Linked DNA regions of Homo sapiens: all the other regions are linked to region 2. The links are chromatin loops, found by intact Hi-C in ENCODE. Cell type or tissue: Caco-2. All regions are shown on one strand. Each heading gives the region's core, and the rest is flanking DNA. Links, peaks and the distances in the headings are about the cores only.

Evidence for each region. Peaks named below come from ENCODE experiments on the same cell type or tissue, not always from the same donor. Only the 100,000 strongest peaks of a DNase experiment are listed, where the experiment ranks them.
Region 1: it touches region 2 in a loop (3-fold over the local background); 1 of 110 quality-filtered maps calls a loop at or near these places.
Region 3: a loop joins it to region 2, with 4 times the contacts of the local background. A loop is called at or near these places in 1 of 110 quality-filtered maps.

Annotation. Positions count from the first base shown.
Region 1 is chr11:18,968,519-18,978,864 of GRCh38, forward strand. It overlaps the pseudogene MRGPRX10P. Among named protein-coding and RNA genes, the nearest start is that of MRGPRX1, 34 kb to the left of the region's middle. In Caco-2, for the core only: no CTCF peak of the experiment used is centred there; a DNase peak (open chromatin) is centred at 5,843.
Region 2 is chr11:18,895,949-18,906,294 of GRCh38, forward strand. No RefSeq gene overlaps it. Among named protein-coding and RNA genes, the nearest start is that of MRGPRX1, 38 kb to the right of the region's middle. RefSeq lists an enhancer at 4,341-4,846. In Caco-2, for the core only: no CTCF peak of the experiment used is centred there; a DNase peak (open chromatin) is centred at 4,523; H3K4me3 peaks cover 272 bases.
Region 3 is chr11:18,839,446-18,849,791 of GRCh38, forward strand. No RefSeq gene overlaps it. Among named protein-coding and RNA genes, the nearest start is that of PTPN5, 53 kb to the left of the region's middle. In Caco-2, for the core only: a CTCF peak has its summit at 5,551 (motif pointing right); a DNase peak (open chromatin) is centred at 5,486.

The sequences.
Region 1 (10,346 bases), core at 2,748-7,747, 74 kb after region 2:
GGTTCGGCATATAGAATTCTACTCTGTCTGAAAGCATATCTATCAATCATTGTCTATAATTTGCAGTGTGGATTAGTTTAAGTGTAGATCTTAGCATCAGATGCATAGCATTCTGTCTGAGGATATTGTTCAATATTGTTCATTTTTGTTTAATCTTGTAGAGTTGGCAGACTCACACCTAGTAAACTAACAATAATTTTGGAACCTGCTTTTATTGTCCATTTACACATTCACATTAGTTTTTATGGAAACCACAATTCTTTCATATTCGTATTTCATTGACTTGTGCTGTATTTTGAAAAATTAGGTAATTATATTGACAAGCCTAATTGGCAAAAGCAGGACAAGAAACAGATCCAGTTGGTTCTTGTGAGTGTGATGGCCCAGTGCCCTTGAGCCCAGGTGTACTAGAGCATCAGTGAATGGCCACGAAGGCTCAGCATTTGCTCCGCATCCATCAGTATATTTTCTTCATGAAGTGGAAAGGATTGGTTATAGATACAGAATGTATTAGTGAGAGACTTATTTGAAAGGTGTTTGCTTTTATGTAGAATTAGCACAGTGCTTAGTGAATTATGTTTGAATGTTAGTTGAATTCATGCCTAAAATATAGTCATGAATGGCAGCTCCCAAAAAGTGCCATGAGAGATTTTCTTATCATTTCTCATTTTCTGGAGAACACTCCTGGATGTACTGCATGCTCTTCCTTGACATAGAACTGAGAGGAAATGATATCATTGACCTTGGAAAGAAGGCAGCTCATGAGCAGACTCCTGCATCCCCTCTATTCTTCTTCCCAGAGGCAGTGAGCAGACCTGCAATAAAAGGGAACAGCTGTTCTCAGAAAGACCAACTGCAGAGGACACTCTGTTAAGTGGAAAGTGCCTATAGGAGATCCAGTGAGACCTGGTGACTGAGCCAGCCTTTGCAAGATGCTGGACAACCCTGTGATTTTCAGGTGGGAGCTACTTGAGAAAAATATTTACCAAGCATCTTCTAAATTCCACACCTAGTCTGTTGCACTAGAAATTCAAGGACATGTTCTTTGCGTCTTAAAGACTTCAGAATGCAGTTGAAGAGAAAGATGTGAGGAAAAGTATTTCAACTATGCTGTTATAAGTTTTATCGTAGAGCAATCTGTGAGGCCAAGTAAGTTCAGAATGGGCTTCATGGACTGAATCTAAGCTTCATGAAGTTGAAGTTTTCTTCTGCCAAAAGAAAAAGAATGTTTCTAACATCAAACCAAGCAATTCCCAGGTGAGGACCAACATTATTTGTTTCAATTGTCAGGTGAATATTCTCTACAAAATTCCTCATGTAGACAACATCTTAGGCCAAAACTGTACAGTTGATATCAGAGACTTCCAGAGTGGACTCTCCCAATAACCCTCAGTCTGAACTGACGACATGACATCAAAGCTCCTTGCCGGGAGCATTGGCTGCAAGCACTGGCTTCCTGTTTTCTCCGACCTGTAGGAAACCCTCACTAACAGCCATGTCCTACTACAGCATTTGGAAATTGAGGGTGGACAGATAGGATTCAGCATCAATGGAGTCTGGGCCTGGAAAAGCAATGGATCTGGACTGAGGGGACCTGAGTTCAACATTGTTAACAGTGTGATAAGAGCCGCTAATAAATTTGGTTGGACAAATTGAAAACTATATACCTCTTTATTGTTTTCATAGCTACTTTACACTGTCTCCTGCATACTCAAATTGCATGTGTCAGCTCCCCTTAGTGAGGGTCAATCTGAGGGGCAGCCTCACTGTCTAAGAGCAGCACAGAGCCTACTGTGATGTCACATCTCTTGGTGGTCTCTTCTGTCTGCTTGAGTTATCTGTGGAAGGGATAATCACTGGTGGAGAATAGTTCTGAATTTTGTACTGATCCTGTGTTTATAATTAAATGTTTTTAATTGTAAAATTTACATAACATACATTTTACAACTTCAACTATTTTAGTTGTAAAATTCTGTTTCATTAAGTATATTCCAATAAGTTGTAACCATTACCACTGTCCCCTTTAAGAACTTTGCATTATTCCACACAGAAAGTCTTTGCTCATTAACTAATGGCTACACATTCCCTCCATCATCCAGCACCAGGCTCCTCCTAACTTATTTTCTGTGTTCACAAATTTCCTAGTTTCAATATCTCATAAAATTTGAACTTACAATATTGTTCTTTGGTTTGGCTTATTTTCCTTAGCACAATGTTTTCAGGTTCATCTATGTCACAGCATGTATTAGAATTCTATACCAACTGTAAGTTATTATCCAGATACTATAATTGACATTAGCATGGAAAGGTCAGATATTTTCAGTTTTGCTTCTCACGTGAACGACCATAAAACTAACTGAAAGTTACAGCCAGAAAAATTTGTGCAAAACCTGGAAGTAAGAAGAATTCTCCTACAACTGAAAGAATCTGTAAGTGAATAATGATTTTTCAAGATAGTTTCCACTTTATAATCAATACTGCCATTTCCAATGGGCAAAATGGAACTGGTGGGGCATATTTACAGGCTCCTCACTGGTCTATTAGTCCAGGAAGAGCTAAATAAGAACTTACCAGTTCTCAAGGGGAAGCGGCCATGGTTGTCTTTACTAGAAATCAAGGCCAGTGTGTCACCATGCTGTGGACAAATGACAGGAGAGGACTTTTCATAAAACCAATTTGTGAGAGTGTTTTTATGAAGAAAGAGTCTGTCTCTAAGGACATTATTTTGCTTTATATCTGAGAATTCAGTGGAATGTAGAGATAACAGAACTCACTTATTCAGAATCGAGCTCCCAACTTCAGTAATGCTTCCAGTCATAGAAGGGAATATGGTTTCAGGGGAACATAGTCTGAGAGATCAATAAGGAAACTTCCTTTTTGATACAATCAGGTAGGAAACGTATAAAGATGAGTTTAGGGTTGTGGAGAGGAACTCCTTTTATTACAATGAAAATTGCAGAAAAAGTTTTCAGTGTAAGATAACAGGAAAAATGTGTTGGTAATATCAAGGAGAATCTAAACATTGTACTGTCAGACTAATGCTTTCTGTGGATGAAAACTGGAACTGTCAGTATAGATAAACATCTATTCGACGACCTTGAGTTACCGCTGAGACATTTCTGAGGCACAACACTAAGAAAACGCATGTAATTGTCAAGCGTGGCAGGGCAGTATTGCTCTCAAAGTCCCGTCTGACTGACAGGGCAGAGGTTCTTCCTCACTGCCCGAATCTGCTTCCCGACAGCTCCAGGGTTCCCTCAGGAAGCCGCCCTCCACCTTCACCTCAGGCATGTCCTGCAGAGCCCTCTGGAGAACCAGCTTCAGGTTCTGCCTATTTTGACGCTGCCTAAAGGAGCCCACGAAGAAGTAAATGACGGGGTTGGCACTACCGTTTAGAGGGGACAGGAAAATGGAAACTAGATGGACATGACAGAAAATGACTTCCAAATCCAGGTGGATCCCAGTAGACAGAGCCCACCGAATGCCGAAGGGCAGGCTGCGGAGTAGGAAGACTAGCACTGTGAGCAGGATCGTCACGTACAGCCCGGTCAGAGGCATCTTCCAGGATCCACAGAGAATCCTAATCAGCAGGACCAGGCTGGACCCACAGAGAACCACACATAAAAAAATCAGCCACACGACTGTGATGAAATCTGATGGTTGACACCAAATAGAATCAGCATCACTAAACAGGAAGTCACAGAACATTCACTCCAGGATGCTCCGCAGTAGGGACAGGGCCCAAAGCAAGACACACACGACCGCTGACAGGTGTGTGGGGGGAGGAGGCAGCGGTACCAGATGGGCCACAGGACGCACAGGCAGCGCTCGGTGCTCATGGCACTCAGAAAGCTCAGGCCTGTAAAGTATAGAAAGGTCATCACAGGAATGAGGATTTTGGAGATGGGATGACAGATATTGATGAGGAGTGAGGCGGAATGTATAACGTGGCCGCTGAGGAAGAGGAAGTCTGCCGCAGCCAGGTTGAGGATGTAGATGGAGACGGCGTTCCTGCGCATGCGGAAGCCCAGGAGCCAGAGCACAACCGCGTTTCCTGTCAGCGTGACAAGGGAAATGATGCACGTCAGCCCCATGAGGCTCAGGGTCTGCTTGTAGCAAGGAGTCTCCTCAGTTCTGTTAATTGGTGTCAGTTCTGCATCCAAGGCTGGGTTGCTTGGATCCACGCTCAGAAACGGTAGTCTGGTGTCCCTGGGAACACAAACCAGATGTGATCACCAGCTGTTTGATCTCTGATTCTCCCCACTACCCTGCCATGTGGGATTTACTGTTCTCATTTTAAAGAGGAGAGAAACAGAGGCTCACAGAGAATAAGTCACCTATCAAAAGGTGGGGGTCCTCAAATCCATTTGAAATCCAGTTCCTGCTGACTCTGAAGCCTGACCTCTCTTTATTGCCACACAAGTTCTGTACTGACATGGGGATAACATTAGGATCAAAACACCCCCATTCAAGTGGCCAGGGCTGTGGACCCGATGATTACTCTATCCTGGGCCTGAAATTTCTCTCAGGTGGAGGAATTCAGATACACAAAGAGGTGGTTGTGACACCCTCATGACTAGGACTGGTCATCCATGGATAGGAAAGAAGACCATGCATTATGAAGCAGAGGAAAATGAGACCTTTGCTAGGATAAGTGTGGAAATGGCTGGGCCTGGTGGGTGAGAAATAACTCAGTGTGTCAGTTATTGCAGACAGGACTGCATTTTACATTTTATACTCCCAGTGCCTATTTCCATGAGCAGCACACTGTGCTCTTCATAAATATTCATTCAATGAATGAATGCATGCATGAGGAGCCTAATGGTACTGGTAGATTTTGGTGAAATGGAAAATAAAGATGAAAGCACAATGTAAGGCATTAGAACACACATTTGTAATTATATGAAGAGAATTTCAACAATCAGAAATCTATTTGTGGACAGCTCTATCTGTGTTGAAAAGAATGATTGATGTGTGCCCAACACCAGAAAATGACCACTGATGAGCCTTTGACATGAGGTCTCAGTGTAGCTTTGCTGAACACCTAGAAGCATTTTTGTACACAGCGTTTGTGTAGGGTGTGGGTCTGAGCTGAACTGTTAAGCAGTAGAGCAGAGGAAAGAGTAAGTGTGGGTGAGCCTGAGTGCAACTGAAGGAAGTAACTGAAGTGTTGGAATATCTATGGGGGACTAATAAGTGTTCTGCTCCGTATACAAAATGTAACCCAATTTCTGTCTCTCTTTCAGTAGATCTGTGGTTTATTTCTCTGTTGATGAAAATATTTGTATTAGCAGAGTCAATGAGGGAAATAGGGCTAGTATAGGGCTTGGAGTATAAAGAGAGAGATTCATGCAGATTTCAGCTGGAGAATGAGGACTGGGTCTAATCTGGGAGAATAACAGCAGCTGATTGAGAGTTTATTAGGTATTGTCTCTTTTAATTATCTGAAGAGCCTAGGAGGTAAGAATGAGTATTATTCCCATATGGCCAATAATGCACTGGAGCACAAAAAGAATGAATTATTTGTCCTGGGACTTATATAGTATGAAGTTGAGCCCAGCAGGGCTGACTCATGATCCAGTCTTTGACTAGCCCTTTCGAACCAGCACGACTCTGTGTCGATTATACATGTTAGAGGGAGTAAAGCAACAGAGTGATTCTCAAGTGAAATCCAAGTTGGCAGTCAAAATTGTGGGCTGAAAGAAAAAACTAACCTAAACAAACTCCAGATAGAGAATGAGAAGCTAATCAAATAGGGAACAATATAGAGGAGAGTGAAAACCATTTAGGAACAAATTCAGGAGTTCCTTTTTGCCTACCTGAGGCCACCTTTGCTCTGGAATCCCAAGAATGCACATGGGCAGGAGGCTTCCATGTGGAAAGAAGATTCACCCTCTGGTGGGAGTACAGAGAAACATCAAGAATTAATGTATCCATCCTGACCTTTAGTAGAAAGACAAGCTGCCATATCCATGATTGGCCCGAAAAGGCAATGGGAGGAAAAGGAGAACATCTGTTATCCACATTCAGGGCACTAAACACTTTGTCCATCTATATTTAGGGTATGATATATTTATCTTCCTCATGAAACCTGAAGCTCCATAAGCTGTCTTTTTCACTGTAGTATCATCAACATTTAGCATGTCTTTCTTAAAGACCATCTATGGTATTATCCTCATATGACATAAGATGAAGCCGAGGCCTATAGAATTAAAGGGTTTTCCTGAGATCATAACATGGAAAGCAGGTCCAATACCAGTCCCTGGTCCCTGGAGCCCTGTTTGAGACTTCTGAACTGTTCTCTGTCCCATCATTTATTATTTCTGAGGAGTTCTTGAAAAATCTTGATGTGAGCACAGAATCAGAGACAGTGCGGGGCTGAAGAGACTGCTAGGTTGCCCCAATAATCATTTTCCTCTTTGGTCACATAACAGTTCTGAGAGTGTAAAAGCAGCACAAGGACCCACATCCCAGTGTTCCTTGATGATGGTGCCATCATATGAGCAGGAGCTCTTCAATGTAAGATGCACAAAAGTGATCCCTGGCTCATGGGATCAATAGAACAAGCAAGGCCTCTCCTTCCTTTCATCCTTTTCCATGATGCTGGAATGCCGATGTGGCTGGGAATCATGCAGGATCACAAAAATGAGGGCAACTCTCTAGGCACTGGGGAGTTTCAATTTTGGAATTCTGATTTATGATGCCTTGGAGCTTCCAGCTGGGATCTAGAAGATGGTCATCTCTGGGTATTCATTGGGGCTTGCTTCCGCAACCTCAGCACACACCAAAATATGCAGATGCTCATTTCTTTATACAAAACGATGTGATATTTGTATACAACCTATGCACTTTCTCCTAGATACATTAAATAATTTCTAAGTTACTTAGAATAACTGACAAAATGTAATTGCTATGTAAATTCTTTTTTTTACTCTATCAATTCAGAAGTAATGACAAGAAAAAACAAGTTTATACCTGCTCAGTATATACACAACTCCGCCATACTCTTATTTTTAAAATAGTTTCCACCTGTGGTTTGTTGAATCTGCAGATTCAGAATGTAGTGACCCAGAGGCACAACTGTACTTTCTTGTTAAGATATTTCTACTTCGTGTCTTTATGAGAGCAACCAAACTTATATTCTAAACAAAAGAAATATGTCCTCTCTTTAAAAAATTACATTTAATTTTCTACGCATTTTTGATGAACGCAAACATGTCTGCATAGAAGTGACAGTAGAGAAGGACATGCCAAACATTAGTCTGATAGAGTTGAAATGAGACCAGAATCAATCACCTTTAGACAGAAAAAACCACAGGAAGTAGGAGGATATAAGAAGGTGTGAGGGATAGTCTTAGTTGCCAGGAGGATTTGCTTTCCATTCTTCTCTATCCTGTTGACATCCCAAGAGAGTGGCTTCTATGTACCACATCAGTGGGATTCTTTTAAATTCTTGTTTCTGGTGGAATTGAGATACTGGGAGACACCAGGGGGAGACTGGAAGACAGCAGGAGAGCCACTTGGGATTTCCACCTCCTGGCTCTCTGCCAGTGTATTAGTTCATTCTTGAATTGCTACAAAGAAATACCTGAGACTGGGAAATTTATGAAGAAAACAGGTTTAATTGGTTCATGGCTCTGCAGGCTATACAGGAAGCATAGCAGCTTCTGCTTCTAAGGAGGCCTCAGGAGGCTTCCATTCATGGTGAAAGGCCAAGGGGGAGAGAGGCATCTCACATGGTGAAAGCAGGAGCAAGAGAGAGAGGGAGGAGGTGCTACACACTTTTAAACAACTAGATATCATGAGAACTCATCAGTGTCACAACAACAATACCAAAGGGGGATGGTGTTAAAACATTCATATGAAAACATCCCCGTGATCTAACAATCATCTCCCACCAGGCCCTCCTTCCAACATCGGGAATTACAATCAACATGAGATTTGGGTGGAGACACAGATCCAAAGCATATCAGCCTGTGTGGCTGTGTGTTGGCCATACAGGGCTTCTCCACCTGCCCGCTCTTGTTCTCCCACCCCTATGGATACAGCTATGGCTATGGCTATGGTGACAATAATAACTGCTCCTTCCCTGTCCCTTTCAGTCTAGGGGAGGACTTAGTGCTCCCCTAGGTATTGCTGCTTAGGGTGCTGACCCATGCATTTTCTCTTTCCTTAACCCTGCATGTCTTTGTAAATACTTCCCTCATGAAACACTCCTCAATCATTTCAGTTTGGACCATCCATGTCTTCCTTGAAACTTTCCAGATAGGCAAGGAAGAAAAATTTTGAAAAGTAAGTAAAACAGCAAAACTGGCTTCTACAGCAGTTCAGCTCTAGGAAGCAAGGCCTGCATGTCCCCTTGCTCATTAAATGAATGTTAGAGGTAGCATTCTCTCCATGAGGGCAGATTGAATGATTGGAATAAAGGAAGTGATATGGGGAGATAAATCAGAAGCGGGGACCCTATTTGGAACTCACACAGACTGGGCTGGTAGCAATCGGTTTCCAGAAGGAAGCTCCATGTCTCCTGTCTTTTCATGAAACAAGATCATGATCCCCTGCATGTAGCACGGAGGTGGAAACACAGGAAAGTGATCTTGTAGCTAAAACCATAACTGACTATAAAAGAAGACAGTTCTTGGTACTTACCCTTGTCTTTCCTTTTTCTTTTGTCCAGAGGTGAAGATCTCCCTTGTGGTAAAGGTGGAGGGCCTTTCTGGGATTCAGTAACTTCAGAGGACCCTTTTGTGTTTCTTAATTCAGGGGATGCCTACGGGAGCTAGAGTGAACACTGGTTAGCAACTCAGGCTTATGAAGATGCTGGACAGACTTGTTATTTCCTGCATGAGGACTGTGGACAAATCAGAGGCCAGAGAAGTTCGAGACACAAATCCCAACTGAGATGATTCTTGGCCTCTGTCCCATATCCAGTACATATAAGCCTCTCTCATCACGTCCCATGTTGTTCACCTTCCTGTAAGTAATTGCTGTCCTGATTTTAAAAATCAATTATGGGCCTAGGTATCACATCAAGTAATGTGAACTATCATTATGAGGCTTTATAAATAATGAAAAAAGTGGATCATAGGATCATTCAAGGCTGACAATGTCCTGACACCATTTTTTTTGGTGTTTTCTTTATTATAGTGGTAATATATTCATGTGTATACTTTCTTTCCAAATGCTAGAGAAGTGTATGCAAAGTGAAAGTCTAGAATCCCATTGTCTAGAGGCTACCACTTGCTACACTGTTCATTTTTACTTCTTTTATCAACTCTGAACAGCTAACTTTTTTTAAGTTCTGTGAAATCAAATCATTTATTATTATTTGTATTTCAATGGGTTTTTGGGGAACAGGTGGTGTTTGGTTACATGTATAAGTTCTTTAGTGGTGATTTCTGAGATTTTGGTGCACCCATCACCCAAGCAGTGTATACTGTACCCAATGTGTAGTCTTTTATCTCTCATCTCTCTTTCATTCATCCCCCCAAGTCCTCAAAGTTCATTGTATTATTCTATGCCTTTGTGTCCTCACAGCTTAGCTCCCACTTATAAGTGAGAACATATGATGTTTGGTTTTCCATTCCTGAGTTACTTCACTTAGAATAATGGTCTCCAATTCCATCTAGGTTGCTGAGAATGCTATTATTTCATTCCTTTTTATTACTGAGTAGTATTCCATGGTATATGTGTGTGTGTGTGTGTATATATATATATATATAAATATATACAGACACATATACATATATATACATACACATATACATACACACACTATATATATATAATTTTCTTTATCCACTTGGTGATTGATGGGCATTTGAGCTGGTTCCATATTTTTGTAATTGCAATTGTGCTGCTATAAACATGCAAGTGCAAGTGTCTTTTTCGTAAAATGACTTCTTTTCCTCTGGGTAGATACCCAGGAGTGGGATTACTGGATCAAATTGTAGATCTACTTCTAGTTCTTTAAGGAATTTCCACACTGTTTTCCATAGTGGTTGTGCTAGTTTACATTCCCACCAGCAGTGTAAAAGTGTATCTTTTTCACCACATCCCTGCCGACATCTATTATTTTTAGATTTTTAAATTATGGCCATTCTCGCAGGTGTAAGGTGGCATTGCATTATGGTTTTGATTTGTGTTTCCCTGATGATTACTGGTGTTAAGCATTTTTTCTTATGTTTGTTGGCCATTTGTATATCTTCTTTTGAGAATTGTCTATTCATGCCCTTAGCCCACTTTTTGATGTGACTGTTTTCTTCTTGCTAATTTGTTTGAGTTCCTTGTAGATTCTGGATATTTGTCCTTTGTCAGATGCATAGTTTGTGAAGATTATCTCCCAC
Region 2 (10,346 bases), core at 1,784-6,783:
TAGGGTTTCTGCAGAGAGATCTACTGTTAGTCTGATGGACTTCCCTTTGTGGATAACCCTACCTTTGTCTCTGGCTGCCCTTAACATTTTTTCCTTCATTTCAACCTTGGTGAATCTGACAATTATGTGTCTTGGAGTTGCTCTTCTCGAGGAGTATCTTTGTGGTGTTCTCTGTATTTCCTGAATTTGAATGTTGGCCTGTCTTGCTAGGTTGGGGAAGTTCTCCTGGATAATATCCTGAAGAGTGTTTTCCAACTTGGTTCCATTCTCCCTGTCACTTTCAGGTACACCAATCAAATGTCGGTTTGGTCTTTTCACATAGTCCTATATTTCTTGGAGGCTTTGTTCATTCCTTTTTATCCTTTTTTCTCTAATCTTGTCTTCATGCTTTATTTCATAAAATTGATCTTCAATCTCTGATATCCTTTCTTTTGCTTGATCAATTCAGCTATTGATACTTGTGTATGCTTCACGAAGTTCTCCTGCTGTGTTTTTCAGCTCCATCAGTTCATTTATGTTCTTCTCTAAACTGGTTATTCTAGTTAGCAATTCCTCTAACTTTTTTTTTCTTTCAAAGTTCTTAGCTTCCTTGCATTGGGTTAGAACATGCTCCTTTAGCTCAGAGGAGTTTATTACCCACCTTCTGAAGCCTACTTCTGCCAATTCGTCAAACTCATTGTCCAGTTTTGTTCCCTTGCTGGCGAGGAGTTGTGATCCTTTGGAGGCAAAGACGTGTTCTGGATTTTGGAATTTTCAGCGTTTTTGCACTGGTTTTTCCTCATCTTCATGGATTGATCTACCTTTGGTCTTTGATGTTGGTGATCTTCAGATGGGGTTTCTGTGTGGACATCCTTTTTGTTGATGTTGATGTGATTTATTTCTGTAGTTTAGTTTTTCTTCTAACAGTCAGGCCCCTCTACTGCAGGTCTGCTGTAGTTTGCTGGAGGTCCACTCCAGAGCCTGTTTTCCTGGGTATCACCAGTGGAGGCTGCAGAATAGAAAAGATTGCTGTCTGTTCCTTCCTCTGGAAGCTTCTTCCCAAAAAAGTACCCACTAGATGCCATCCAGAACTCTCTTTATGAGGTGTCTGTCTACCGCTGCTGGGAGGTGTCTCTCAGTCAGGAGGCACAGGAGTCAGGGGTCCACTTGAGGAGGCAGTCTGTCCCTTAGCAGAGCTCGAGTGCTGTGCAGTGAGATCTGCTGATCTCTTCAGAGCCGGCAGGCAGGAGCGTTTAAGTCTACTGAAGCAATGCCCACAGCCACCCCTTTCCACAGGTGCTCTGTCCCAGGGAGATGGGAATTTTATCTATAAGCCCCTGACTGTGGCTGCTGCCTTTCTTTCAGAGATGCCCTTCTGAGAGAGGAGGAATCTAGAGAGGCAGTTTTGCTACAGTGGGTGTGCTGAGCTGTGGTGGGCTCTACCCAGTCAGAACTTCCAGGTGGCTTTGTTTACACTGTGAAGGGAAAACCACCTACTCAAGACCCAGTAATGGTGGATGCTAGTGGATCTTAGCTTGCTGGGCTCCATGGGGGTGGTATCCACTGAGCTAGACCACCTGGCTCCCTGGCTTCAGCCCCCTTCTCAGGGGAGTGAATGCTTCTGCCTCACTAGCATTCCAGACGCCACTAGGGTACAAAAAAAACCTCCTGAAGCTAGCTCAGTTTCTGCCTAAATGGCCGCCCAGTTTTGTGCTCGAAACCCAGGGACCCGGTGGTGTAGGCACCCAAGTGAATCTCCTGGTCTGCAGGTTGCAAAGACTGTGGGAAAAGCATAGTATCTGGGCTGAGAGCACTGTTCCTCATGGCATGGTCCCTCACGGCTTCCCTTGGCTAGGGGAGGGATTTCCCTCACCCCTTGTGCTTCCAGGGTGTGGTGACACCCCACCCTGCTTTGGCTTGTCCTCCATGACCTGCACCCGCTGTCTAACAAGTGCCAGTGAGATGATCCAGGTACCTCAGTTGGAAAGGCAGAAATCGCTTGCCTTCTGCATTGATCTTGCTGGGAACTGCAGACTGGAGCTGTTCCTATTTGTCCATCTTGCCAGCCACCCCAACCATAATTTCATATTCAGCCAAACTAAGCTCCATAAGCAAAGGAGAAATAAAATAATTCCCTGACAGGCAAATGCTGAGGGATTTTGTCACCACTAGGCCTGCTTTACAAGAGCTCCTGAAGGAAGCACTAAATATGGAAACAAAAAACCGGTACCACCCACTGCAAAAACACACCAAAATATAAAGACCTATGACACTATGAAGAAACTGAATCAACTAATGTGCAAAATAACCAGCTAGCATCATAAGGACAGGATCAAATTCACACATAACAATATTAACTTTAAATGTGAATGGGCTAAATGCCCCAATTAAAAGACACAGACTGGCAAATTGAATAAAGTGTCAAGACCCATAGGTGTGCTGTATTCAGGAGACCCATCTCATATGCAAAGACACACATAGGCTCAAAATAAAGGGATAAAGGAAGATTTACCAATCAAATGGAAAGAAAAAAAAAAGCAGGGGTTGCAATTCTAGTCTCTGATAAAACAGACTTTCAACCAACAAAGATCAAAAAAGACAAAGAAGGGCATTACATAGTGGTAAAGGGATCAATGAAACAAGAAGGGGCTAACTATCCTAAATATATATGCACCCAATACAGGAGCACCCAGATTCATAAAGCAAGTTCTTAGAGACCTACAAAGAGACTTAGACTCCCACACAATAATAGCAGGAGAATTTTACACCCCACTGTCAATATTAGATCAACAAGAAAGAAAATTAACAAGAATATTCAGGATTTGAACTCAGCTCTGGACCAAGTGGACCTAATAGAAACTGACAGAACTCTCCACCCCAAATCAACAGCATATACTTTCTTCTTAGTGCCACATAGCACTTATTCTAAAATCAGCCACATAATTGGAAGTAAAACACTCCTCAGCAAATGCAAAATAATGGAAATCATAACAAGCAGTCTCTCAGACCACAGTGCAATCAAATTAGAACTCAGGATTAAGAAACTCACTCAAAACTACACAACCACAAGGAAACTAAACAACCTGCTCCTGAATGACTACTGGATAAATAATGAAATTAAGGCAGTAATAAAAAAGTTCTTTGAAACCAATGAGAACAAACAGACAATTTACCAGAATCTCTGGGACACAGTTAAGCAATGTTTAGAGGGAAATGTATAGTACTAAATGCCCACAGGAGAAAGCAGGAAAGATCTAATATCAACACCCTGACATCACAATTAAAGAACTAGAGAAGCAAGACCAATTAAAAGACACAGACTTTGTCTTTTAATTCAAGTTCAAAATCTAGGAGAAGATAAGAAATAACTAAGATCAGAACAGAACTGAAAAAGATAGAGACATGAAAAACTCTTCAGAAAATCAATGAATTCAGGAGCTGGCTTTTTGGAAAGATTAACAGAACAGATAGACCACTAGCTAGACTAATAAAGAAAAAAAGGAAGAAGAATCAAATAGATAAAATGAAAAATGATAAAGGGGATATCACCAGGGAACCTACAGAAATGCAAACTACCACCAGAGAATACTATAAACACCTCTACGCAAATAAACTAGAAAATCTAGAAGAAATGGATAAATTCCTGAACACATATACATTCCCAAGACTAAACCAGGAAGAAGTCAAATCCCTGGGTAGACCAATAACAAGTTCTGAAATTGAGGCAGTAATTCATAGCCTACCAAAAAAAGCCCAGGACCAGACGGATTCACAGCCAAATTCTACCAGAGGTACAAAGAGGAGCTGGTACCATTCCTTCTGAAACCATTTCAAACCACTGAAAAGGAGGGACTTCTCCCTAACTCATTTCATGAGGCCAGCATCATTCTGATACCAAACCAAGCAGAGACAAAACAAAAAAAGAAAACTTCAGGCCAATATCCCTGATGAACATCAATGCAAAAATCCTCAATAAAATACTGGCAAACTGAATCCAGCAGCACATGGAAGTCTTATCCACCACGATCAAGTCGGCTTCATCCCTGGGATGCAAGGCTGGCTCAACATACGCAAATCAGTAAATGTAACCCATCACATAAACAGAACTGATGACAAAAACCACCCGATTATCTCAATAGATCCAGAAAAGGCCTTCGGTAAAATTCAACATCCCTTCATGCTAAAAACTTGTGGGGAAAAGAGAGATCAGACTGTTACTGTGTCTATGTAGAAAGAAGTAGACATAAGAAACTCCATTTTGTTCTGTACTAAGAGAAATTCTTCTGCCTTGAGATGCTGTTAATCTGTAACCCTAGCCCCAACCCTGTGCTTGCAGAGACATGTCCTGTGTTGACTCAAGGTTTAATGGATTTAGGGCTGTGCAGGATGTGCTTTGTTAAAAAAGTGCTTGAAGGCAGTATGCTTGGTAAAAGTCATCGCCACTCTCTAATCTCAAGTACCCAGGGACACAATACACTGTGGAAGTCCGCAAGGACCTCTGCCCAGGAAAGCCAGGTATTGTCCAAGGTTTCTCCCCAAGTGATAGCCTGAGATATGGCCTCGTGGGAAGGGAAAGACCTGACCATCCCCCAGCCGACACCCATAAAGGGTCTGTGCTGAGGAGGATTAGTGAAAGAGAAAGCCCTCTTTGCAATTGAGATAAGAGGAAGGCATCTGTCTCCTGCTCGTCCCTGGGAATGGAATGTCTCAGTGTAAAAGCTGATTGTATGTTCTATTTACTGAGATAGGAGAAAACCACCTTAAGGCTGGTGGTGAGACATGCTGGTGGCAATACTGCTCTTTAATGCACCGAGATGTTTGTGTACGTGCACAGCAAAGCACAGGACCTTTCCTTAAACTTATTTATGACACAGTGACCTTTGCTCACATGTTTTCCTGCTGACCCTCTCCCCACTATTACCCTATTGTCTTGCCACATCCCCCTCACCGAGGTAGTAGAGATAGTGATCAATAAATACTGAGGGAACTCAGAGATCAGTGCCGGCACGGGTCCTCTGTATGCTGAGTGCCTGTCCCCTGGGCCCACTGTTCTTTCTCTATACTTTGTCTCTGTGTCTTATTTCTTTTCTCAGTCCCTCGTCCCACCTGAGAGAAACTCCCACAGGTGTGGAGGGGCTGGCCCCCTTCAAAACTCTCAATAAACTAGATATTGATGGAACGTATCTCAAAATAATAAGAGCTATTCATGACAAACCCATAGCCAATATCATACTGAATGGGTGAAAGCTGGAAGCACTCCCTTTGAACAGTGGCACAAGACAAGGATGTCCTCTTCTGCCACTGCTATTCATCACAGTATTGAAAGTTCTGGCCAGGGAAATCAGCCAATACAAAACAATTAAGAGTATTCAAATAGGAAGAGAGGAAGTCAAATTGTCTCTATTTGCAGATGACAATATTGTATATTTAGAAAATCCCATCCTCTCAGTCTCAAAATTCCTTAAGCTGATAAGCAACTTCAGCAAAGTCTCAGCATAGAAAATCAATGTGCAATAATCACCAGCATTCCTATGCATCAATAATAGTTAAGCAGAGAGACGAATCATGATGAACTACTGTTCACAATTTCTACAAAGAGAATAAAATTCCTAGGAATACAACATCAAGGAAATAAAAAACGACACAAACAAAAGAAAAAAGTTTCATGCTCATGGATAGGAAGAATCAATATCGTGAAAATGGCCATACTGCCCAAAGTAATTTATAGACTCAATGCTATTCCCATAAAGCTACCATTGACTTTCTTCACAGAATTTAAAAAAAAAAAACTACTTTAAATTTCATGTAGAACCCAAAAAGAGCCCATATAGCCAAGGCAATCCTAAGCAAAGAGGACAAAGCTTGAGGGATCACCCTGCCTGACTTCAAACTATACTACGAGGCTACAGTAACCAAAACAGCATGGTAGTGGTAACAAAAGTGATATGTAGACCAATGAAACAGAACAGAGTCCTCAGAAATAACAGCACCAGGTATAGACCAATGAAACAGAACAGAGTCCTCAGAAATAACACCACACAGGTACAATCATCTGATCTTTGAGAAACCTGACAAAAACAAGCAATGGGGAAAGAATTCCCTATTTAGTGAATGGTGCTGGGAAACTGGCTAGCCAAATGCAGAAAACAGAAACTGGACCCCTTCCTCACACCTTATACAAAAATTAACTCGAGAATGATTAAAGACTTAAATGTAAAACTGAAAACGATAAAAACCCTGGAAGAAAACCTAGGCAATACCATTTAGGACATAGGCATGGGCAATGACTTCATGACTGGAACAGCAAAAGCAATGGCAACAAAAGCCAAAATTGACAAATGAGATCTAATTAAACTAAAGAGCTTCTGCACAGCAAAGGAAACTATCATCAGATTGAACAGATGTCCTACGGGATAGCAGAAAATTTTTGCGATCTCATCTAACAAAGGTCTAATATCCAGAATCTACAAGGAAGTTAAACAAATTTTTTTTTTTTTTTTAATTTGAGATGGAGTCTCACTCTCTTGCCCAGACTGGAGTGCAGTGGCACAATCTTAGGTCACTTGAACCTCCGCCTCCTGGGTTCAAGCAATTCTCCTGCCTCAGCCTCCTGAGTAGCTGGGATTACAGGCGCCTATCACCATGCCTGGCTAATTTTTTTATTTTTAGTAGAGATGGGGTTTCACCATGTTGGCCAGGCTGGTCTCAAACTTCTGACCTCAGGTGATCCACCCGCCTCGGCCTCCCAAAGTACTGGGATTACAAGCATGAGCCAACACACCTGGCCAAAGTTAAACAAATTTATAAGAAAAAAACAAACAACCTCATCAAAAAGTGGGCAAAGGATATATATAAACAGACACTTCTCAAAAGAAGACATTTTTTGTAGCAAAAAAATATGAAAAAAAGCTCATCATCACTGATCATTAGAAATACATATAAAAACAATGAGACACCATCTCACACCAGCCACAGTGAAGATTATTAAAAAGTCAGGGACCAACAGATGCTGGTGAGACTGTGGAGAAATGGGAACGCTTTTACACTGTTGGTGGGAGTGTAAATTAGTTCAACCATTGTGGAAGACAGTGTGGAGATTTCTCAAGGATCTAGAACCGGAAATATCATTTGACCCAGCAATCCCATTACTGGGTATATACCCAAAGGATTATAAATCATTCTACTATAAAGACACATGCACACACATGTTTATTGCAGCAGTATTTACAATAGCAAAGACTTGGAACCAACCCAAATGCCCATCAATGATAGACTGGATAAAGAAAATGTGACACATATACACTATGGAATACTATGCAGCCATAAAAGAGAACGAGTTCAGTCCTTTGGAGGGACATGGATGAAGCTGGAAGCCATCATTCTCAGCAAACTAACACAGGAATAGAAAACCAAACACTGCATGTTCTCACTCATAAGTGGGAGTTGAACAATGAGAAAACATGCAACAGGGAGAGGAACATCACACATGAGGGCCTGTCGGGGGTGGGGGGCAAGGGGAAAGAGAGCATTATGACAAATACCTAATGCATGTGAGGCTTAAAACATAGATGATGAGTTGATAGGTGCAGAAAATCACCATGGCACATGTATACCTATGTAAGAAACCTGTACGTTCTGCACATGTATCCCAAAACTTAAAGTAAAAATTAAAAAAATGTACACATATGTTTATAGCTGCTTTATTTTTAAATGTTACATTAGAAAAAACAGCAATATCCTTCCACTTACCAATAATGAAACAAAGCATAGTACATCCATACAATGGAACACTACTCAGTAGTATAAAAAATTAGCAATAAGTTATTGATACTTGCAAAAACTTGCATGGATCTTGAGGACATTATGCTGAATGAAAAAAGCCAAAGTCAAATGATTAGATACTGTATGATTCTATTTATGTAACACTTTTGAAATGACAAAATTATAGAGATGAAGAATAGAACAGTGATTAGAGGGGTTTGGGAAGAAGAATAGTGTGGGTGTGGCAGTAGGGGGAACCCAGGGGAAATCTTCTGTGGTGAAGAAACACTTCTATATTCAATGTCGTTCTGGTTATATGATCTACACATGTGACAAAATGTTATGGAATGAAACATAGAGAAATATCTCACTCCAAAAATGAGTGCATGCAAACACTGGTAAAATTTGGTAAGATCGTACTGTAGATATTTGGTGAAGTCTCATAAGATTTGTAGTGTAGATAATTGGATGGTACCAATGTCATTTTCCTGGTTTTGATAATACATTCAATTAAAAAGTCAGTATTACTGTGGGTTGGTTGATGGGCATACAGGAACTCTCTGTACTATTTTAGTAACTTCTTAATAGTCTACAATTAATTCTGAATGAAAACTTAAAAACAACTGAGAGACTGGTTTGTTGTGTGGACTCACTCCAAGAATATTGAAGTCACCAAGAATGAGGACATGGGGTATGCTGGAAGGGAGTTTGTTAACCGAGTACATAGGTAGAAGGTAATATAATTTGCATTCACCAACCCAACACGAAATTAAGCACATATTAAATTTTTATCATATTTATTTCCAATAACTCTTAAAATGAGTACATACACTTTTACAGACACAAGGCTGAATCATGCATCTCTACTCTCACCAATAATTGTACATATCTTTGATAAGAAGGCAAGGGTGCCTGCACACCTGGAATGGGAATGACAACTTTCTTCAACTTCAGAAAGTCTGAGGTTGATATGTGTTATTCTCTCACATGTTTACCAGGATTTAAAAATGTCAAGTCACTATAGAAATTACGTTACAAAGAGGTTCTAGACAACACAGAATTTGAATAGGAATTTTGGGACATCCATATCAAGGCTATGCAGAGTTTAGATTTAAATTTTGATGTGACAATTACAATGGTGAATTTAATTCAAAGATTAACTATCTCCCCTACTCCCAATGTGGGCCTTTTGCAGGTAAAAATGCTGCTCCAGAGAAGGGGCTGCATTCCATTGCTTCTCTCTTCTCCCCTAACCCCCACACTTTTTTTTGTATTTTTATCCATGCCTTCTGACCCTGGAGGGCTGGACATATCCCTGTGAGGAGGGTGAGGAGAGAAGGGAATTGACTTTGTGGCTTGTCCTGTTGGCCTGACCTGCCTGGCCCTCTCTGGACTTTATATTATTATAGAGCTCACTCCTATGAATATCACAAAACTAACAGCAAGCCCTATCACTTCAAGGCCACAGAAGATGATGCTCATTATTCAGAGCACTCCAGCCTTATGATTCTATATAAGAGGAATATTGCCACCATGACCAAAATACATGGAGTGGGAGACACAAGGAATAAAACTCATGTATGAATTCTTCACCATTCCCTAAAAAACTCTCTGCTATTATTAACAGTGCCACTGTAAATTATTTCTTTCCCGATTTCTATCTGTCCAAATTTACAGCAAATTTTACAGCAAATTTACAGCAAATTTACAGACTGGCAAAATTTACAGCAGGTGCAATTATAATAATAATAATAATGCTGGGTCAATTATAGTCATCAGTTAAAATTCTACGTATTACACAAAGCCTTCCATGATCCACTCACTTCTACGTAGACACTTAGAAATGAGATCCACTGTGTCTTTTCTCTCCTTCCTTGTGTTTGCATCCTGCAAGGTTTCAGAACAATTGGACCAATATGATGGGCATGAGCATTGAGATTTCTTCTTCTATACTCTGCTGTCACTGCTAGAAACAGCAAACCAGTTCCGCCTATATCTATAGCCAGCATTGATACATTGACAATAGTGGTGCCCAAATGATACCACACCATCATATAGAACAAGCATCATAGCAGTCTCTGGATTCTAGAGCGCTGCCACATAGGTGAGAAGAATATATGCTTACTGTGATTATTGTCACGGTGTAGTGATGTGAATTTCTCAGGTGGCCTGTGGCCTGGATCACAACACTAGTTATCTTCAGCCTATGGTTATGGTAAAGTCATGCTTTACCCACATATTCTGAAAAGAGATACCTGAGCACAAATGCACAAATGGCACAGTTTCAGACTGGGGCAATCCCATAACCTCACTATCTGCTTGGCTTGCCTGGAATGAGCACGTGACTCATGTTGGCCATGCAGTCAGCTTGAGAATCCCAAATCCCTGAAACCAAGTCCAGTGTTCTTCCCATTCTAGCACTTACACATTCTGCTTCCCTACCTATCCTGGGATTTCTAGGTGCTGAATTGGGTTTGCCTGAAGACAAGGGCTTCTTCTGCTGGAACCTAGGGTAATAAGCACCTGCAGGGTCTCTTGAAAATACTTTCAGGAACTTTGCATTGGTGTGCTGTTGTACTATAGAATGAGGGCTGTTGTAATGTTCA
Region 3 (10,346 bases), core at 3,400-8,399, 55 kb before region 2:
AGAAGAGAGTGGGGGCCAATATTCAACATTCTTAAAGAAAAGAATTTTCAGCCCAGAATTTCATATTCGGCTAAACAAAGCTTCATAAGTGAAGGAGAAATAAAATCTTTTTCAGAGAAACAAATGCTGAGGAAATCAGTCACAACCAGGCCTACCTTGCAAGAGCTCCTGAAGGAAGCACTAAATATGGAAAGGAAAAACCAGTACCAGCCACTGCAAAAACACACTGAAATACAAAAACCAATGACACTATGAAGAAACTGCATCAACTAGTGTGCAAAATAACCAGCTAGCATCATGATGACAGGATCAAATTCATGCAGAATAATATTAATCCTAAATGTAAATAGGCTAAATACCCCAATTAAAAGACACAGACTGGAAAATTGGAAAAAGAGTCAAGACCCGTTGGTGTGCTGTACTCAAGAGACCCATCTCACATGCAAAGACAGACATAGGCCAAAAATAAAGGGATGGAGGGAAATTTACCAAGCAAATAGAAAGCAGAAAAAAAGCAGGGGTCACAAACCTAGTTTATGACAAAACAAACTTTAAACCAACAAAGATCAAAAAAGACAAAGAAGGGTATTACATAATGGTAAAAGGATCAATTCAACAAGAAGAGCTAACTATACTAAATATATATGCCCCAAATACAGGAGCACCCAGATTCATAAAACAAATTCTTAGAGATCTACAAAGAGATTTAGACTCCCGCACAATAATAATGGGAGACTTTAATACCCCACTGTCAATATTAGACAGGTCATTGAGTGAGAAAATTAACAAGAATATTCAGAACTTGAACTCAGCTCTGGATCAAGTCAGCCTGATAGTTATTTATAGGACTCTCCACCCAAAAACAACAGAATATACATTCTTCTCAGTGTCACATGGTACTTACACTAAAATTGATCACAACTGGAAGTAAATCACTCCTCAGCAAATGCAAAAGAACTGAAATCATAACAGTCTCTCAGATCACAGCACAATTATAACTCAAGATTAAGAAGCTCACTCAAAACTGCACAACTACATGGAAATTGAACAACCTGTTCCTGAATGACTCTTGGGTAAATAATACAATTAAGGCAGAAATCAAGAAGTTCTTTGAAACCAATGAGAACAAAAAGGCAATGTACCAGAATCTCTGGGATGCAGCTAAAGCAGTATTAAGAGGGAAATTTATAGCACTAAGTGCACACATCAGAAAGTTAGAAAGATCTCAAATTGACACAGCGCAGCACACTGGCTGTGGCAGACTGTGGAAGACTGACTCTTTAGGCCAGACCCTAACCCATCCCTCCTCACTGGGAGGGGCCTTTCTGCAGGAAAGCCAGCAACTCCAGCCAGGGCCTTAGGGACAGAACTCTGATCTCGTTGGGCCCTAGGGGGAAGGGTGGCTGTGGTCTCTGCAGACCAGCAGACTTAGTCTTTCCCCCTGCTATCGCTGAGGAATACAGGCAGCCCACATGTGGGCTAACATCACAACTAAAAGAACTGAGGAGCAAGAGCAAACACATCCAAAAAATAGCAGAAGACAATAAATAACTAAGATCAAAGTGGAACTGTAGGAGATAGAGACATGAAAAATCCTTTAAAAAAATCAATGAATCCAGTAGCTAGTTTTTTGAAAAAATTAATAAAATAGGCCACTAGCTAGACTAATGAAGAAGAAAAGGAGAAGAATCAAAGAGACACAATAAAAATGATAAAGGGGATATCACCACTGACCCCACAGAAATACCAACAACAATCACAGAATACTATAAACACCTCTATGTAAAAAAAACTAGAAAATCTAGGAGTAATGAATTCCTGGACATATACACCCTCTCAAGACTAAACCAGGAAGAAGTTGAATCCTTGAATAGACCAATAACAAGTTCTGAAATTAAGGCAGTAATAAATAGCCTACCAACCAAAAAAAGCCCAGGACCAGATGGATTCAAAGCCAAAGTCTACCAGAGGTACAAAGAGGAGTTAGTACCATTCCTTCTGAAACTATCCTAAACAACTGAATAGGAGAGACTTCTCCTTAATTCATTTTATGAGGCCAGCATCATCCTGACACTCAAACTGGGGAGAGACACAACGAAAAAAGAAAACTTCAGGCCGATATCCCTGATGAACATCAATGCAAAAATTCTCAATAAAATACAGGCAAATTGAATCCAGCAACACATTAAAAAGCTTAAGCACCATGACCCAGTTGGCTTCACCCCTGGGATGCAGGGCTGCTTCAACATACACAAATCAATAAATGTAAGCCATCACATAAACAGAACTAATGTAAAAAACCACATGATGATCTCAATAGACGCAGAAAAGACCTTTGATAAAATTCAACATCTCTTCATGTTAAAAACTCTCAATCAACTAGGTATTGATGGAAAATATCTCAAAATAATAAGAGTCATTTATGATAAACCCACATCCAATATCATATGGAATGGGCAAAAACTGGAAGCATTCCCTTCGAAAACCAGCACAAGAGAAGAATGCCTTTTCTCACCACTCCTATTCAACATAGTATTGGAAGTTATGGCCAGGGCAATTAGGCAAGAGAAAGAAGGGTATGTAAATAGGAAGGGAGGAAGTCAAATTGTCTCTCTTTGCGGGCGACATGATCCTACATCTAGAAAACCCCATCATCTCAGCCCAAAAGCTCCTTAAGCTAATAAGCAACTTCAGGAAAGTCTCAGGATACAAAATCAATGTGCAAATGTCATAAGCATTCCTATACACCAAAAATAGACAAGCAGAGAGCCAAGTCATGAATGAACACCCATTCACAGTTGCTACAAAGAGAATAAAATACCTAGAAATACAGCTAACAAGGGATGTGAAAGACCTCTTCAAGGAGAACTACAAACCACTGCTCAAGGAAATAAGAGAGGACACAAACAAATGGGAAAACATTCCATCCTTATAGATAGGAAAAATCAATATTGTGAAAATGGCCATACTGCCCAAAGTAATTTACAGATTTAATGCTATTCCCATCAAACTACCATTGACATTCTTCACAGAATTATAAAAAACTACTTTGAAATTCATATGGAATCAAAAAAGAGCCTATATAGCCAAGACCATCCTAAGCAAAAAGAACAAAGCTGAAGGCATCACGCTACCTGACTGCAAACTATACTACAATGCTACAGTAACCAAAACAGCGTGATACTGGTGCCAAAACAGACACATAGACAAATGGAACATAATAGAGATCTCAGAAAAAAAACCAGATCTACAACCATCTGATCTTCAACAAACGTGACAAAAACAAGAACAGGGAAAGGATTCCCTATTTAATAAATGGTGCTTGGAAAACTGGCTAGCCATATGCAGAAAATTGAAACTGGGCCCCTTCCTTACACGTTATACAAAAATTAACTCAAGATGGATTAAAGACTTAGATGTAATACCTAAAACCATAGAAACCCTAGAAGAAAACCTAGGCAATACCATTCAGGACATAGGCATAGACAACGATTTTATAATGAAATTGCCAAAAGCAATTGCAACAAAAGCAAAAATTGACAAATGGGATCTAATTAAATTAAAGAGCTTCTGCATAGCAAAAGAAATTATCATCAGAGTGAACAGGCAACCTATAAAATGAGAGAAAATTTTTAAAACCTGCCCATCTGACAAAGGTCTAATATCCAGGATTTACTAGGAACTTAAACAAATTTACAAGAAAAAACAAACAACCCCAGTGAAAAGTGGGCAAAGGACATGAACAGACACTTCTCAAAAGAAGACACTCATGTGGCCAACGAACATATGAAAAACAGCTCAACATCATTGATCATTAGATAAATGCAAATGAAAACCACAATAAGATACCATCTCATGCCAGTCAGAATGGCGATTATTAAAAAGTCAAGAAACAACAGATGCTGGCGAGGATGTTGAGAAACAGGAACGCTTTTACACTGTTGGTGGGAATGTAAATTAGTTCAACCATTGTGGCAGACAGTGTGTCAATTCCTCAAGGATCTAGAACCAGAAATACCATTTGACCCAGCAATCCCATTACTGGGTATATGCCCAAAGGAATATAAATCATTCTATTTTAAAGATACATGCTACTATAAAAACACATGCACATGTATGTTTATTGAAGCACTATTCACAATAGCAAAGACATGGAATCAACCCAAATGCCCATCAATGATAGACTGGTTAAAGAAAATATGGTACATATACACCATGGAATACTATGCAGCCATAAAAATGAATGAGATCATGTCCTTTGCAGGGACATGGATGAAGCTGGAAGCTATCATCCTCAGCAAACTAACACAGGAATAGAAAACCAAACACTGCATGTTCTCGCTCATAAACGGGAGCTGAACAATGAGAACACATGGACAGAGGGAGGGAAATAACACACATTGGGACCTGTAGGTGGGACGGGGGAGAGGGAGCATCAGGATAAATAGCTAATGCATGTGGGGCTTAATACCTAGGTAATGAGTTGATAGGTGCAGCAAACCACCATGACACATGTTTACATATGTAACAATCCTGCATGTTTAGCACATGTATCCCAGAACTTAAAATAAAATTAAAGAAACACAGAGCATGTCCGTAAGAAATGCTCAACAAATGTTAGTGATGATGCTAATGATATTGATAATGATGACAATAATAAAGATGTCAGTCTACATGGTGGAAAAAATTTCCTGAAAGAAACTGAGTGGTGAGAGGCCCTTCCCTGAAGATTAACCACAACAATTTCCGCCCATTTACTCCTAGGGAAACAGTAGAAAGGGTTCTCCACCCCAGTCATTGAACCGATTCAATATGCCCATAGATACATGTCCATATTCTTCTATCTGCAAATTCCAAATCCTTGAAACTCCAAAAACTAAAAGTTGTTTTGTAAATTTGGAACCAAAACTAACTGATCTGAAATGCTAAGAGGCAGAAAGTTATCTTTTAAAATCTCCCTTATTGGGCACATTCATAAGTTTCTTTGCAGAAATACTAATGTGTTTGATTATGCAGTGCTGCCTCAGATTCCACTAGGGGGTTAAATAACATTCAATGGAAGCACATATGATAATTTATAGATGATATTTGGATGTAAGGGTTTCCATTAGGAGTTTGGACCTGCATTTATAAAATGATGAAAGTTTGCCCTGCCGGGGACTGGGATGCTGGTGGCTACTCAGTCACAGATGTTCTTCAGTTTAGGATGAATGTACACACATCAGCACTGTTGTGAGGACTGTTGTGTTCCTAAATTTGGAAAAACTTTGAGGTTTTTCTCCCTGGGGAGCATGATTGACACAAATGAACATAACTAGGTAGTGGGGTTGTGTTGGTGGGAATTTAGTGAGGATGAGATTCTGATTTGTTTTACTCTCTGCTTATGGAGACCTACAGAGAGCTGCAGGGGACAGAAAGAGGCCTCCCAATGGTGTGACTACAGCCCTTATCCAATTGTGGGCTAAGTCCTATCACTCTTCACACATACCATTTGCTGTGATGCTGAACCTCAGATTGTCCAGAAGGGGGAGCTGAGAGAATAAATCCATAGGTTCACAAGAAGCAGTAATGTGGTTATGAAATTGGTCCTGAGATTTCATTTTCAATTGTTAGAGATTCAGGGGTCACACCCACCTGGATCAACATGTCATATAGTTTGGCTTAACCCATATTAATAAAAATGTTTTTTTTTCACCTCTGGCAACTGGAGAAAACAAAATCTAGTCACCTTTTCAGACCCTCTGACATTTAACGTTCTGGCTCCTAGTTACCTTTCCATCTTCATTTATTACTATTCCAATTCTCCTATTTTCTGGGATCATCCTCCAAAACTCCACCCATGGCAGACATGGTTAATAGATCCCAGGATGTTGTCTCATTGAGCCTATCTTGGGCTTAAAAATAAAATTCTTCTGAAAGCAGCATTTTGTAGACTTTGCAATCAGATGCGGCTGGCACAAGAGATGAAATCTCCACATGGTCTAATGTTTCCTAAATAGTTTCTGCATCTGTGCCAACAATTACCATGAGACTCGATTGCATTTTCTTCTTTCCACCTCTTTTAGTTAAAAATCTTCTTGTCTTAAACTTACCCACCTTGAGGGATTGTTAGGATGATCAAATAATCAAAAAAGATAGTTACCAGGAAATGGCCTCATTAGTGAGATGACATGCTATGTTAAGACAGGGGCTGTCCTCCTCAAATTCCAACCTTTTCTTTAAGTTTTTCCATCCATCACTAAACTTCTCTTCCTCTTCTCAGCTAGCTCTGAGGTAGTAGATATTGATCACAGACATCCTCTCTTTCCCTACTGCTGTAGGCTGGTGGAGGGCAGAGCTATATCTTGTCAACTTCTTTATTTCCCCAATGTCAGAGCCTGGGCAAGTGTGTTTTGCCTATACTGCTACCTGCTACATTCTCAATTAACTGGTTACTGGAGAGAAAGGGGCTGTGCATCCTCTGGAATTTTCAATGTAATGTTGACTAAAGTCACAGTGGACTCTGAATAACAGAGAGGTAGTGTAGGATAGGGCTGAATAAAATCATGTTGTGGTAGATGCAAGTTGGCATGGATCTCTAGCACAGAATGATTCTTTCAGGGGACAATTTTTACTACAGCTCTTTTTCTTTTCTTTCTTTTTTTTTTGCTGCTAGTAATTGACCCTACTTATCCCATGAATTTCAAATCTTTGTTAAAGTTTATCACATTCACCAAGGTTTTGTGTAGTGCATTTGAGTGCTTGTTTGTGTGTGAGATTTGATGGACTTTAATTTCACATTTGGTTTAATATGCTGCAAATATCAGAAGGGGTAAGCATGGAATAGAGTCCATTTAACAAATAAAGACACAGAAATACATAGAGGTTAAGAAACTTGTCCAAGGTGGCAAACTAGCATCGCCTGTTAGATGTTCTTTTTTTTTTTTTTCTGCCAACCATCCTGATTCTGGCAACCTGATTTTGCTCCATGTAGCTTCCAGCCTAACATCATCCTACCAGGTTCTTTTGTGTCTCTTCCCTTATTCTCTCTTCTTTCTCTTTTTTCAGAAGCAAAACCTAATTATTTGCATTTTCTCCCCTTTATTCTACCCTCATCCATCTTTGGAGTCCATCCATCACTGAACTTGGATGGAACCACCAAACTATCTAGTTTGGGTTCTTCTTGACATCTATGTCTCCAGGGCTTCGCTTTCTTCTTTAAGTAGTTACTATCCTTGCCACATTTAATGAATATGTTTAAGCTTCCAGAAATCCTTCAAGGTAGAAGGCAGGGTGGTTAAAACCTGACAGTTTTCTGCTCATGTTTTTGGAACGTGACACCTGATGGTTGAGGTTGCTGAAGATGCACTCCAAAGATGCATGGGGGTAGAATAAAGGGGAGAAGATGGTGGTCCTTTTGGAATTTGGGTTGTGCCAACAAAACTGGCCAGTGCTTGAGGGGCATTTGCCCTAGGCCGTCGAACTTGCAGTCTCCATAAGATCCCTGTGTGGGGAAAGCAAGCTAAGTCCTAGTGTTGTACAACTCCAGGGGATGTCACCTACATTGTGGCCTATGTGAGTCCTGCCCCTGGATTTGTGCAATGCACACCCTGTTGGGCAGCATGTGGTGGAACTGACTGAGGAGAGACCCTGTAAAGAGAGGAAGTCCACCTGTGGTCAGTACTTAAATGAAAGAGGAGACAGGGAAGAAAGGCCTGATACCACTACATGAGGTGCAGAAAAATAACTGAAATACTCCTTGTTATGGTTTGGCTGTGTCCCCACCCAAAATCTCATCTTGAATTGTAATCCCCATAATCCCCACATGTCAAGGGAGAGACCAGGTGGGGGTAATTGAATCATGGGGGCAGTTTCCCCCATGCTGTTCTCATGATAGTGAGTGAGTCTCACAAGATCTGATAGTTTTATAGGGGGCTCTTCCCCCTTCACTCTGCCACTCTTCTCCCTGCTGCTTTGTGAAGAAGGTGCCTTGCTTTTCCTTCACCTTCTGCCATGATTGTAAGTTTCCTGAGGCCTCCCCGGCCATGCTGAACTGTGAATCAATTAAACCTCTATCCTTTATAAATTATACAGTCTCAGGCAGTTCTTCATAGCAGTGTGAGAACAGACTAACACACTCTTTCAGAAATTGAAAGGGAGTAACCAATCTGAGTCATACATTATTATACTTGAGGCATCTATGTTATTAAAAGTATGAGTGTATAAAAGGCACTTGTCCATGTATTTAATTTGTTCTCATTAAAAAAATCTAAGATGGACCATACCATATGATGAGGAGGGAGGGTCAGGATGGTCTGTATGATTTGAAGAGGTTCTTTACTTCCATCCAGGGTTCAGGGTCATGCAAATATCAAGTTTCCTGGTACAGTTTTTCAAGCAGTTAGCTGTTCCTTTACTTGAACTTCCAGACCACCCAGATTAGAACAACCCCTCTTATTCTTATTCTAATCTAAAAGCACATGATTATTAGGGCACCTGGCATTCTTTTTAGGAGCCTGAGAGCTCTGGAGGATGGAGTTTGTTTGCAAACTCTTCAGTGCTTGTAAGTGTTGCATGTACCTGATACCCACTATTTGTTCATTGGATTTGATGTAGCTCTGAATATTCTCTCCTGTTCAATGACTTCTGTTCCATGATTGTCTCTTCTGTGAAACAAATTTCTAGGCCATTTCTCTGTTTGATTTTCACTGGAGCTCCTATTAGTAACTTGCTTGATCTTCATTTCTCTTTCACTCAGACAGCTCCTCTCTGAGTCCGTCAAACTCACAGAACTGGGAAGGACCCCAGGGTCTCTTTAGATTCGTATCTTTACAGATGAAGGAACTGAGTCCCAGAGGGTGGAAGTGACTTCTCCAAGGCCACACAGAGAGTTTGGGCCTCAGGATCTCAGTCTGAGATTTTAGGCTCTTCCTGCCTTACTTTTTCCTCTGGTTCTTCCCCTCTGTCATTACCTCTTGTTTCATTTCACTTAACTCGTGGCTGGAATTGCCCCCAAAGTGGCAGCAGGGCCACAAGGGAATGCCCCAAACAATCCTGAGATGGGGGATTCCATCTCATTTAGTACTTCCAAGAAGTACTAAACACTAGAGGAAAGAGGTGTTGTACCTAGGTATAACCAGTATAACCACAGTGAAGGGGTCAGGGTGTGGAGATTTTATGAGGGTTTAAGGAATTTTGCTAAGATGCCAGGGACAGCTTCTTTCAGTGTTTTGGGCAACAACCTAGATACCTTTATCAGTGCCTGAGAATGTTTATAAGGCCCCAGTTTGGGTGCAAACATGCTAGGAAAAACCTGTAGCTGGCTGGGTCATAGAGTGGTCAAGGCATTGGGGGACCCTACACCTCTCTTGGCCTCTTTCTCTATTTGGGTGATATTACTGGGGTAGGACCAACATGGATAATTCGCCCTTCCAGAAATAGAAAATGCAATGGAAAATAATTCTAGGGGCATGTCTGACATTGAGGCAGGTCTGCGGGAAGTGGTAGAACTGTCCAAACTGACTCATTTTGCTGAGATGTCTGGAAAATGGACAAAAGAACAATCAGGGAAACACAGGCAGAACCACCTCTTTCTGCCTTGCTGCTTCTGCACCAGCCATGAGTCTATGTCTTTGCCTTTCTGTACCTGTCTCTCTCTCTGATTTTCTTTCTTTCTATAGCTGTGTCTCTCTGGGTGTGTTTGTCTCTGTTCCTCTCACTGTTTCTTCTGTTCTCTCTCTGCTCCATTTTTGCCCCATCACATCCTTCATGCCCACATAATAATTTAAAGAGGATTCTCAGCCAGTCCTCACAAACTTTCTTCTCTCTCTCTCTCTTTTTTTTTAACCTCCAAATTATCCCCTTCTCTGAAGTCCCTCCAAGTTTTTCTCTGATACTTTCTTCTTGTCCAAGGGTGAATATATGGAAATGGAATGTGTGATAGATGGGGAGATGGTTTCCTTCTCTCTCAGACTCTGTCCTGTGAACAGCTTTTTTGAGCACTGTTTACAAGTAAAGTGAGAGAGGGCAGTGTAGGAAGATGAGAAGAGCCTGGACAGAGTCTAGGATGCTGGGGTTTTAGAGAGTTAGTAAATAGCCCTTTCTTTCTCCACTTAACCTCTGAACCAGTTATGAAGTTGACAAGTGGCAAGTTAGTGGGAGGGCAAATTGTTATCTCAATTGCTCATAGAGTTATTGAATAACATGACTGAGACATATCATCAGGGAGATTCCTGATACTGGAACCTAGTGTTAGGCAAATGGAAGCTTCCGGTCACTGCACAGGTGGCACCAGGGTGCAGTGTACCTCAGTTATTTGTCTAAAATGAGGAAATAATGTTAGCACCCACCTCTTTGGGTTATTGTGA